Regions from separate parts of the Homo sapiens genome. Here region 2 is linked to region 1. Evidence: read pairs that join two places in POLR2A ChIA-PET (ENCODE). Cell type or tissue: GM12878. All regions are shown on one strand. Each heading gives the region's core, and the rest is flanking DNA. Links, peaks and the distances in the headings are about the cores only. Region 1 has its middle 31 kb from the start of SLC2A3. Region 2 holds the start of FAM90A1 (family with sequence similarity 90 member A1).

The links. Peaks named below come from ENCODE experiments on the same cell type or tissue, not always from the same donor. Only the 100,000 strongest peaks of a DNase experiment are listed, where the experiment ranks them.
Region 2: POLR2A ChIA-PET joins it to region 1 with 11 read pairs; 2 of 35 experiments call an interaction of 5 or more read pairs at or near these places.

Annotation. Positions count from the first base shown.
Region 1 is chr12:7,902,779-7,908,152 of GRCh38, forward strand. No RefSeq gene overlaps it. Among named protein-coding and RNA genes, the nearest start is that of SLC2A3, 31 kb to the right of the region's middle. RefSeq lists enhancers at 2,555-3,084, 5,209-5,374. In GM12878, for the core only: a CTCF peak has its summit at 4,535 (motif pointing left); no DNase peak of the experiment used is centred there.
Region 2 is chr12:8,224,274-8,229,608 of GRCh38, forward strand. It overlaps FAM90A1 (family with sequence similarity 90 member A1), which reads right to left and starts at 3,345. Exons shown (of 7, transcript NM_018088.3): 1 at 3,207-3,345; 2 at 1,999-2,205; 3 at 1,563-1,719; 4 at 437-615. The coding sequence starts at 559. It also overlaps the pseudogene ALG1L10P. RefSeq lists enhancers at 1-187, 2,907-2,956. In GM12878, for the core only: no CTCF peak of the experiment used is centred there; no DNase peak of the experiment used is centred there; H3K4me3 peaks cover 1,937 bases; H3K27ac peaks cover 1,763 bases.

The sequences.
Region 1 (5,374 bases), core at 163-5,162:
CCTCCCAAAGTGCTGGGATTAACAGGCGTGAGCTACCGTGCCCGTCTTTTTTTTTTTTTTGAGGCGAAGTTTTCCCCTGTCGCCCAGACGGCTGGAGTGCAGCATGCGATCTCATCTTACCATAACCTTCACATCCCCAGTTCAAGCCAATTCTCCTGCCTCAGCCTCCTGAGTAGCTGGGATTACAGGTGCATGCCACCACGCCTGGCTAATTTTTGTATTTTAAGTAGACACAAGGTTTCACCATGTTGGCCAGGCTGGTCTTGAACTTCTGACCTCAGGTGATCCCTCGGTCTCCCAAAGTGCTGGGATTACAGGCATGAGCCATTGTGCCCCAGTTTTTTTTTTTTTTTTTTTTTAAAGACAAAGTCTTGGCCAGGCAGGGTGGCTCATGCCTGTAATCCCAGCACTTTGGGAGGCCAAGGCTGGTGGATCACCTGAGGTCAGGAGTTTGAGACCAACCTGGCCAACATGGTGAAACCCCGTGTCTACTAAAAGTACAAGAAATTAGCCTGGTGTGGTGGCACGCGCCTGTAATCCCAGCTACTCGGGAGGCTGAGGCAGAAGAATTGCTTGAACCTGGGAGGCGGAGGTTGCAGTGAGCCAAGATTGCACCATTGCACTCCAGTTTGGGCAACAAGAGCAAATTCTGTCTCAAAAAAAAAAAAAAAAAAAGACAAGGTCTGGCTCTGCTGCCCAAACTGGGGTTCAGTGGTGCCATCTCAGCTCATTGCAGCCTCGACTTCCTGGATTCAAGGAATTCTCCTGCCTCAGCCTCCCAAATAGCTCAGACTACAGGCACGAACCACTATGCCCAACAAACTTTTGTATTATTTATTTATTTTTTTTGAGATGTTGCCCAGGCTGGAGTGCAGTGGCACAATCTCCACTCACTGCAACCTCTGCCTCTTGGGTTCAAGCGATTCTCCTGCCTCAGCCTCCCAAGTAGCTAGGATTACAGGTACCACACCTGGCTAATTTTTGTATTTTTAGTAGAGTTGGGGTTTCACCATTTTGGACAGGCTGGTCTTGAACTCCTGACCTCAAGTGATCCGCCCGCCTCAGCCTTCCAAAGGGCTGAGATTACAGGCGTGAGCCACCGTGCTCGGCCTATCATAGATAACTTTCTATACACTAAAATTGGATCTGGCTCATTCATTTTAATTACTATGTAATAATAAATATTACAGATGTATCACGATTTAAGTTGTTTTTATTTTTGTTTTGACTTTTGAGCACTATATATAACTATTAACATTTTTAAAAAATTTTTTTAAAAATTTTTTTGAGACGGAGTCTTGCTCTGTCACCCAGGCTGGAGTGCAGTGGCACGATCTTGGCTCACTGCAACCTCCGCCTCCCAGGTTCAAGTGATTCTCCTGGCTCGGCCTCCCAAGTAGCTGGGATTACAGGCGCCGGCCACCACGCCCGGCTTATTTTTGTATTTTTTAGTAGAGATGGGGTTGCACCACGTTGACCAGGCTGGTCTCGAACTCCTGACCTCAGGTGATCCACCTGCCTCGGCCTCTCAAAGTGCTCAGATTACAGGCATGAGCCACCGCACCCGGCCTGCTATTAACATCTTGACATTAATTTAAATAAATGTTAAGGTGTAGATTTTTTTTTTTTTTGAAACAGAATTTTGCTGTTGTTGCCCAGGCTGGAGTGTAATGGCACGATCTCAGCTCACTGCAACCTCTGCCTCCCGGTTTCAAGTGATTCTCCTGCCTCAGCCTCCCAAGTAGCTGGGATTACAGGCATGCACCATCATGACTGGCTAATTTTGTATTTTTAGTAGAGATGGGGTTTCTCCATGTTGGTCAGGCTGGTCGTGAACTCCTGACGTCAGGTGATCTGCCCGTGTTGGCCTGCCAAAGTGCTGGGATTACTGGCATGAGCCACCACGCCCGGCCGATAGCTTTTTTTTTTTTAGACAGAGTCTCGCTCTGTCGCCCAGGCTGGAGTGCAGTAGTGCCATCTGGGCTCACTGCAACCTGCGCCTCCTGGGTTCAAGCAGTTCTCCTGCCTCAGACTCCCAAGTAGCTGGGATTACAGGCACCTGCCACCATGTCCGGCTAATTTTTTGTATTTTTTAGTAGAGATGGGGTTTCGCCATCTTGGCCAGGCTGGTCTTGAACTCCTGACCTCATGATCCACCCGCCTTGGCCTCCCAAAGTGCTGGGATTATAGAAGTGAGCCACCGCGCCCGGCCGATATGTTTTTAAAAATTAAAAAATGCCATTCTTTATGTTCCTGCTCACTTCATGGCTAAATGAGAACTAATCACTGACTACTATTAGCCAAGTGATTAAAAGTTAAAAAATGTAAGCTCTATGTTGTCTTTATGGTCCAAAAACTTAATGCCTAAGAAGGTGAAAGATCAGCAAATAAACATTAAAGCAAAATTCACTATACATAAGCCACCTTAAGAAGAGGCTTGAAAAGTTGCCAATAAGAACTTGGAGATGTGCCAACCTAATTTAAGGCTTTTCAGCTTATCCTTTCTAGGTCACCGGATCACCAACAATATAAACAAATATAATAATAGGAGATTAAGCAAAAAGGAAATTATAAATTCACAAGTCAGGCTCTCCTTTTTACATCTCTTCCTTTCCCCTAGAAAATTTTGCTTTCTTTGTTCTTTTCCCAAAAGGAGGTGTGTGTTACTTCCAACATTATATTTTAGTAACTTTACCATATTTTAGTTTTTAAAATTCATTTTCTTGATTTTTCAGCTTCCATTTCCATTTCAGTTTGTACCTGAAGGAGAGAAGCATGGATTGAATTTGCCTGGGTTTTCCGAATTTCATAATATAAATTCAAAGCTCAGAAGTGGGAGGAATACAGGCCTTGATTAGTGAATTTCAAGCTCAGTTCTCGGGGTGAAGGACAAGGTTAATTCTACTGTAAATAATCCTACCATTCAGAAAAGCTGGTGTGTCCAAGGAAGAAAAAACAGGCTGTGACTACAAACCTAAAAGTAAAGGCAAACAGCTGCCAGACAGAGGCAGGAAAGTGGGGGAGAGCCCTTGGTAAATATTGCATGCCTCCTGGGGCCCCCATGGGCTTTGACTCAAGGGGGAGATGAAGGGAATTTGTTAAAGAAAGAAGTCACTGGGACAGACAAAAGCTTCCGGCACAGGAAGTTAGTTCGACTAAGGATACCGAAATGTAGGAATTTGAATGGGTTCCTGGGTGTGAGGTTGAAGTGAAACTTGATTGAAAAGAAGCTGCTGGTGGTGAGTCTCTCCTTAAGCTATTCCTGGCTTCTGGGTAGTTGGTATAAACTTTGTGGTCCTCGAATAAAATGTTCTTGAGAATTTTAAAGGGTTAAGCACCTGGGAAATTACTTCAATGCAATGGTAGCACTACCTCCAATGACACTACCAAGCAAACTATTAAGAAACAGAAAAGCTCACAGATCAAATTAAGATACTAGAATCATATTAAATCACTTAAATACATGGCACAAAGCACAGTAAAAAAAGATGGGATACATTAATCCATTTAGGATAAGGTGCATGTGGAGTAGAAAGGGTAGCAGTGTTTACATGTCCTCTGATACACTGGCGTAGTCACAAGAGCTAAGGACAAGAACCAAGGGTGAGAATTTGAGATTCAATTAGGGCCAGGGATCTGCAGAACAGATGTACCTGGAACATGGGTGTCAATGTGCTCTTATCAGAGAGACAAAGGGGTAGGTATTCCTGGCCACAAAAGTAGTTCTCCTTGGCTCATTGAGCAGCACTTTTTTTTTTTTTTTGAGATGGAATCTTGCTCTGTCACCCAGGCTGGAATGCAGTGGTGTGATCTCGGTCCACTGCAACCTCCGCCTTCTGGGTTCAAGTCGTCATTCTCCCTCAGCCTGCTGAGTAGCTGGGACTACAGGTGCATACCACCACACCTGGCTAATTTTTCTATTTTTAGTAGGGACAGGGTTTCACCATATTGGCCATGCTGGTCTCGAACTCCTGACCTCATGATCTGCCTGCCTCAACTTCCCAAAGTGCTGCGTTTATAGGTGTGAGCCACCACGCCCGGCCCCAAATCTCATTTCTTAAGTCTCGTCCTTCCTCAGCCTTTCAGTAATCCTACAGTCATACTTTTGTTTTGAGACAACATTTTGCTATGTTGTTTAGGCTGGAGTGTAGTGGCACGATCATGGCTCACTGCTACCTCAACCTTTTGGGTCTAACAGATCCTCCCACATCAGCCTCCCTAGTAGCTGGGATCACAGGCTAATTTTTTTTTTTTTTTCTATTTTTTGTAGAGACAGGCTCTCACTATGTTGCCTAGGTTGGTCTCCAACTCCTGGACTCAAGGGATCCTCCCATCTTGGCCTGCAAAAGTGCTGGAATTGCAGGTGTGAGCCCCACCAGGCCTGCAATCATACTTAGCCCTCAAGCTGTGTAAGGCTCTGTAGGTTCTTTCAGTGCAGTCCACACAACTATCACACACAGTTCCTGGTCAATTCTTATCTCATTATGTCAATAAAAGTGACTCCTTTTATTTACTCAGAGTTGCTGCCCTCTATCGGTGCGGGGGGCGGGAAAGACCATGTTTTAAGTATCTGCCACATCAGTCTTTTCTTTTTTTTTTTTTTTTTTTGAGTTGGAGTCTCCCTCTGTCTCCCAATCTAGAGTGCAGTGGCAGGATCTCAGCTCACTGCAACCTCCACCTCCCGGGTTCAAGCAGTTGTCTTGCATCAGTCTCCTGAGTAGCTGGGATTACAGGTGCACACCCACCATGCCCAGCTAATTTTTGTATTTTTAGTTGAAGTGGGGTTTCACTATGTTGGTCAGGCTGGTCTCAGACTCCTGACCTTGTGATCCGCCTGCCTCGGCCTCCCCAAGTGCTGGGATTACAGGCGTGAGCCACCACTCCTGGCCACATCAGTCTTTGTCAGGATAAGAGAGATGATCATTATTCTTAACTCTTAGCGATGTATTTTTATTATGCCTTTTTTAAAAAACATGTTTTTTCCTTTTTTTTCCTTACAGTTCTATAGGTCAGAATACTCTGCCTCTTTTTATTTTTTTTTGAGATGGAGTCTTGCTCTGTCTCCCAGGCTGGAGTGCAGTGGCATGATCTTGGCTCACTGCAACCTTTGCCTCCCGGATTCAAGCGATTCTTCTTCCTCAGCTTTCCGAGTAGCTGGAATTACATGTGCCTGCCACCACGCCCAGCTAATTGTTGTATCTTTAGTAGAGACGGGGTTTCGCCATGTTGGCCAGGCTGCTCTCCAACTCCTGACCTCAGGTGATCCGCCTGCCTCGGCGTCCCAAAGTGCTGGGATTACAGGCGTGAGCCACCTCAGCAGTCCTACTCTGCCTCTTACGTCACTTACATCTTCCAAAAGAAGAGTGAAAAACAG
Region 2 (5,335 bases), core at 1-5,000, 320 kb after region 1:
ACGTCAACATTGAGACGGATTGTGAATTCAGAGCTGAATAAGGATTCCAAAGAGGGGACACCGGCATGGGGGCCGTTAAGTGCTGGGAGAGTTCGGATACGATGTTCCCTCCCAAAGCCCATGTGACGGAGGAACTCTAAAAGGCAGGACTCAAGGTCCTAAGGGGCACGATGGTGAACCCGATGTCAACAACACAGCCAAACGTGGCTACACAGGACTCTAAGTAGAAAGGGAGGTTGCCCCCAAGAGTCTCTCAAGGGGCCTATCGGGCCGGGGAGGAGGTCCCAAGCCACGCCCACCTTGGATGGGAAAAGCAACCTGGGTGGTGGTGACAGAACTCTTTGGAATCCAACCCAGTCTCTGAGGACCGTGTGACACCCCGTCCCCCCGCCCCCACCCCCACCCCAATACCCAAGAGATCCAGGGCTAGACTTACCCTGGGATCTTCTTCATCGGGCGGGGGAGCCCTTGGCCCAACTGGGGCCCTCCGCTGCTTCTGGAGGGTCTGGGCTCTCACCAGTCTCTTTGCCCCAGGTTTGGGGTCACGACGTGCCATCATCTTCGTCTCCTGGGGGTTTTATGACCGCCTTTTTCAGGGGTTGATTGTCGGGTCACCTGAAACACACACAAACACACACAAGTCGATGGTTAAGCACATTGGATATTCACACACCCACAGGAAGCCCCCCGCTAATTCCTTGCCGGTGTGGTCATGAGGAGACCTCACCACCAGTCGGTCAAATCTGTGGAACACAATGTGCTGTGTGCATCCTCAGATATTGTGTGTTCCTCTGCCATGATTACCTAGTCCAAGAGTAAACCTCGCCTGCCACAGGGCCCGTGGCCTAGGTATGGGGAGTTGAGCTTTCAACCCCAAACTAACAACTGATTCTGGAGACTGGACTTAGGTCTATCACGATTCACTCCGGTAGAAGACACGATGACTCTATCTCCCTTGACCGACAGAATGATCGAAGCCACAGGGCATGGCGTGTGTCACCCTTTGGCAGGTCTGTTTGAAATCTGGGATAAGGGATGCCTCCTGTCACAACTTGAATCGCTACTCTTGCCGTTTCATTAGGCAACTTCCAAACACAAATTCATAGAGAGAAGTTATCTTCCTCTCTACCACACTAGCAGGTGATGGTCTTTCCTGTTCTATCTTTTTGGCTTTAGCTCCAGCCCCTCTTTATTTATTTTTCTGGTATTTTACGCATGCCACACGAATTCATCTAAACGAACGGTGAACAAGTGCCATATCGTATCAATGTCTTACACGGCTGAAGGGCAAACCACCCTTTTTTCCAAAGTCCTTTTTCCATTTACCCACCAATTCAGCATGCTGCAGTACATTTCTTTTCGCATTCCCACCTTGGTCTTATCCCACACATGGAGACGGAAATGCTTTCTCGTTTTCTGTTCCAAGAATTACTAGTAACGAGAGCACACCCTACCGCATCAGCAAGCCCCAGTGTGATCGCTTTCTTTCGGCCTCCTTTGTCTCTTTTCCCCCCCACCCCTCAGGGATTGCGTGAAACAAACAACTGTTCAGTGAAACTAACCTGAAATTACACGTCTACTTTCTTTCCCCGGCTGGCGCTGAGATGGGCAGGTGCTGGAGCAGCCCCGCTGGAAGCGATGCAGCATCCAGGAAGACGGAGGAAGGGGCAGAGAGGGACCTCTGCTTTCCAGGCTGCCTTTTATACTGCCTCTGGTCACCTGACGTGGAACGTACCCTAACCTAATCAGTTACATGTAGGTTAATTACAATTAACTTAATCCAATTACATGACTCGGAAAGGTCTATCTGCACAGCCCACTCTAAGATCATGTCCACTGCTGACAGACATTCTAAAACCTACGTGTACAGCTGCAAGCTTTGAAGAATAGATGTTCCCCGTCAGATATGTAACACTGGTGCCTGTACCCCTGTCTTCTTTTCCATCTTTTTTGTTTTTGTGTTTTGTTTTGTTTTAAAAAATGTGGTAAAATAGACACCTTTTAATTGGACCATATTTACTCTATCTCGACGTAGGCCTCCGTGTCATCATGGAGATTCTCCTTGACATGCAGTCACGGCCATGATCCATCTTCAGAGCTTCTCTTTCTTCCCCACGGTAGGTCTGTCAGCAGAGAACCCTGACCACACACTCATGTGTTTTCTCCTCCAGAATGCGCTTGGAAACCACCGTGAATTGGAGCGCACTGGGAAACACAGATGAAGAAAGTCAACACCGCTTTGTCCTTCAGTGCCTGGCTCCCTTTTCAGCTGGTCTTGAGACTCCAGGCATTGGAGTCCAGGGAGGGGCACGCCGCCTTTACCTTGTGCTTCCCACGATCTTGTCTCCTTAATCCCCACTGCAGCTCTCTGCCATAGGGTCTTATACTGCTTTACATGTGGGAAACTGAAGCTCAGAGGGTTTCACAGCAGGGCAGGGAGCCCAGATGTGAATCTGTACATACCAAGCTTTCTAATTTTTCAGTAGTTTCCAAGCATCTTTTTTTTTTTCTTGTTTCTTCATTGATGTCTTTTTTTTTTTTTTTTTTTTTTTTTGAGACACAGTCTCTGTCGCCCAGGCTGGGGTGCAGTGGTGTGATCTCAGCTCACTGCAACCTCCGCGTCTCACAGTCAAGCAATTCTCATGCCTCAGCCTCCCGAGTAGCTGGGACTACAGGTGCCCACTACACCCAGCTTATTTTGGTATTTTTAGTAGAAACAGGGTTTCACCATGTTGGCCAGGCTGGTCTTGAACTCCTGACCTCAGGTGATCCACCTGCCTTGGCCTCCCAATATGCTGGAATTATTGATATGAGCCATTGTGCCCGGTCATGTCATTGTTGCCTTAACCAAGCCTCTTTTAATTTTTCAAACGGAAGAGCCCCTGTCCCTCAGTTACTGCTGCTGAGCCCTTTCAAGATGACTCAGTGAGGAGGGGGAAAAGCAGAAGCGGTGTGGGAAGAGGCGGGGTCTGGGCCAGCTGCTGGTCCTGCTCTCCTCCCTCCTTTGGCCTCTAGGCTCCCAGGAGTGGTTTGGAACCTGCGCCGTGTGCTCTGGGGGCTGTGGCAGGGCAGGGGCGGCTTGGAACCTGCGCCATGTGATCTGGGGGCTGTGTCAGGGCAGCGGGAGTCCTCGTGTCCCCTGCGCACAACACAGACAGAAGGCTGGGTCCACCCAGTGGGCGGTCGGGTGCCAGGCCAGTGCTTACCCCGCCATGTTTTCAAGCCCGAGGCCAGCTGGCTGCAGGTGCAGGGCTATGCGTCAGGGGTCAGGGTGCACACATCCCTGCAGGTCTCGGGGCTCCTGGGTTGCTTCTGGAAGGGCCCGGATGGGGCCTGACTGGAGCTGCCGAGGGGTGGAGCTTCTGGGAAAAGGATCCCTCCTAGGGGGAGTGTCTTGGGCCTGGGGCCACGTGGCACGGAGAGAGACGGGTCCATGGCAGTGTCTGCTTTTCTCTGTGAAGGCAAAGGGCCTCTGAGGGAGTATTACAGCCGCCTCATCCACCAGAAGCATTTCCAGCACATCCAGGTCTGCACCCCCTGGCTGGAGGGCCGAGGACTACCCCCGCTTCTAGGTGAGAGGCCAGCAGGAGGCTCAGGGAGGACGCGGGGCCTTAAGCAGGGGGAACAGGGGTGGGCAGGATGTACTTTTTTCAGAAAAGGTGGCTCTGGAGGCCACTTGGGGACAGGACCTGGGCTCTAGCTGAACTCCCGGGAGGAGGCTACTTCCTGGTGTGCCAGCCCCTCCCTGCCAGGTGGCCCCAGAGGCCCTTTACCAAGGGGTTTGAGGAGGCCACGTCCTTTCAGTCTGCCACGCCCTCCATTCAGTCCTCTTCCTTCCTGCAGGAGGGCTGGGCCTGGGGTTGGGGCCACTGTTGCCCAGGTGTGGGAGGGCAGTGGCTTTGGGAGGTACAGGGACGATGTGTCAAACAGCGTCGCCTCTCCCAGTGCGATGGTTCTCCTTTGCCTCCGTCTCTTTCCGCGTTGATTTCTCCAAGTGGGGAGTCGTGGCTTGGTCCTGATGCGTCTCTAGAGCCGCATCTTCCAGCTTCGAGTGAGCAGAGCAGTTGGAGTCTGAGGGCCTTTTCCTGGCAGGATTCTCCAGCTAGTCTTTGTTTTAGACAGTCTTGCTCCGTTGCCTAGGCTGGAGTGCACGATCTCAGTTCATGCAACCTCCGCCTCCTGGGTTCAAGCGATTCACCCACCTCAGCCTCCCAAGTAGATTACAGGATTACAGGAGCCCGCCACAACACCTGGCTTATTTTTGTATTTTTAGCAGAGACAGGGTTTCACCATGTTGGCCAGGCTGGTCTTGAACTCCTGACCTCAAGTGATCCTCTCGCCTTGGCCTCCCTAAGTGCTGAGATTCCAGGCCTGACCCATCATGCCTAGCCCCAGCTAGTCTTTAGAAATGTTAAGCTATTTGGCTTTATTTTCACACTGACAGCTGGTTTGTGGTGGGTGTGATGTGGTTTATTATTATTATTATTATTATTATTATTATTTTGAGACGGAGTTTCGCTCTTGTTATTATTATTATTATTATTATTATTATTATTATTATTATTATTTTGAGACGGAGTTTCGCTCTTGTAGCCCAGGCTGGAGTGCAATGGCGCGATCTTGGCTCACTGCAACCTCTGCCTTCCCGGGTTCAAGCGATTCTCCTGCCTCAGCCTCCTGAGTAGCTGGGATTACAGGCACCTGCCACGAATTAGCTTCGCTAATTTTGTATTTTTTTTTAGTAGAGATGGGGTTTCACCATGTTGGCCGGGCTGGTCTTGAACTCCTGACCTCAGGTGATCCACCCGCCTTGGCCTCCCAAAATGCTGGGATTACAGGCGGGAGGTGAACCTGGGAGGTGAAGGTTGCAGGGAGCTGAGATTGTGCCACTGCACTCCAGCCTGGGTGACAGAGTGACACTCTGTCTCAAAACAAAACAAAACAACAACAACAAAAAACAAATTGTGGCTATGTAGAAAAAGTGTCAACTTACATTTTCAGATGTCCCACCCAGGCCGTGTGGCTGCTTGGCCACCTTAAGCCACTTGTGCTTGGGGTTGTCGGGGACCTTATCCAATTTTCACTCCCCTCGGGGGAAGTTGTCTCACTGTGCTGGGAGGATTTGTGTTCCCAGGGCAGAGACCAGCGCTCTGACCCACCCCTCTTGCCTAGCAGGGTTAGTGGACCTGGGTGTCTCTCTGGACACATCCTCCAGTGGCCTGGACCTGCCCATGAAGGTGGTGGACATGTTCAGGTGCTGTTTGCCTGCGTGTGCCGTGAACTTCAAGTGGTAGGAGCAGAACCCCAATCTTTCTGGGGATAGCTTCACAGATCC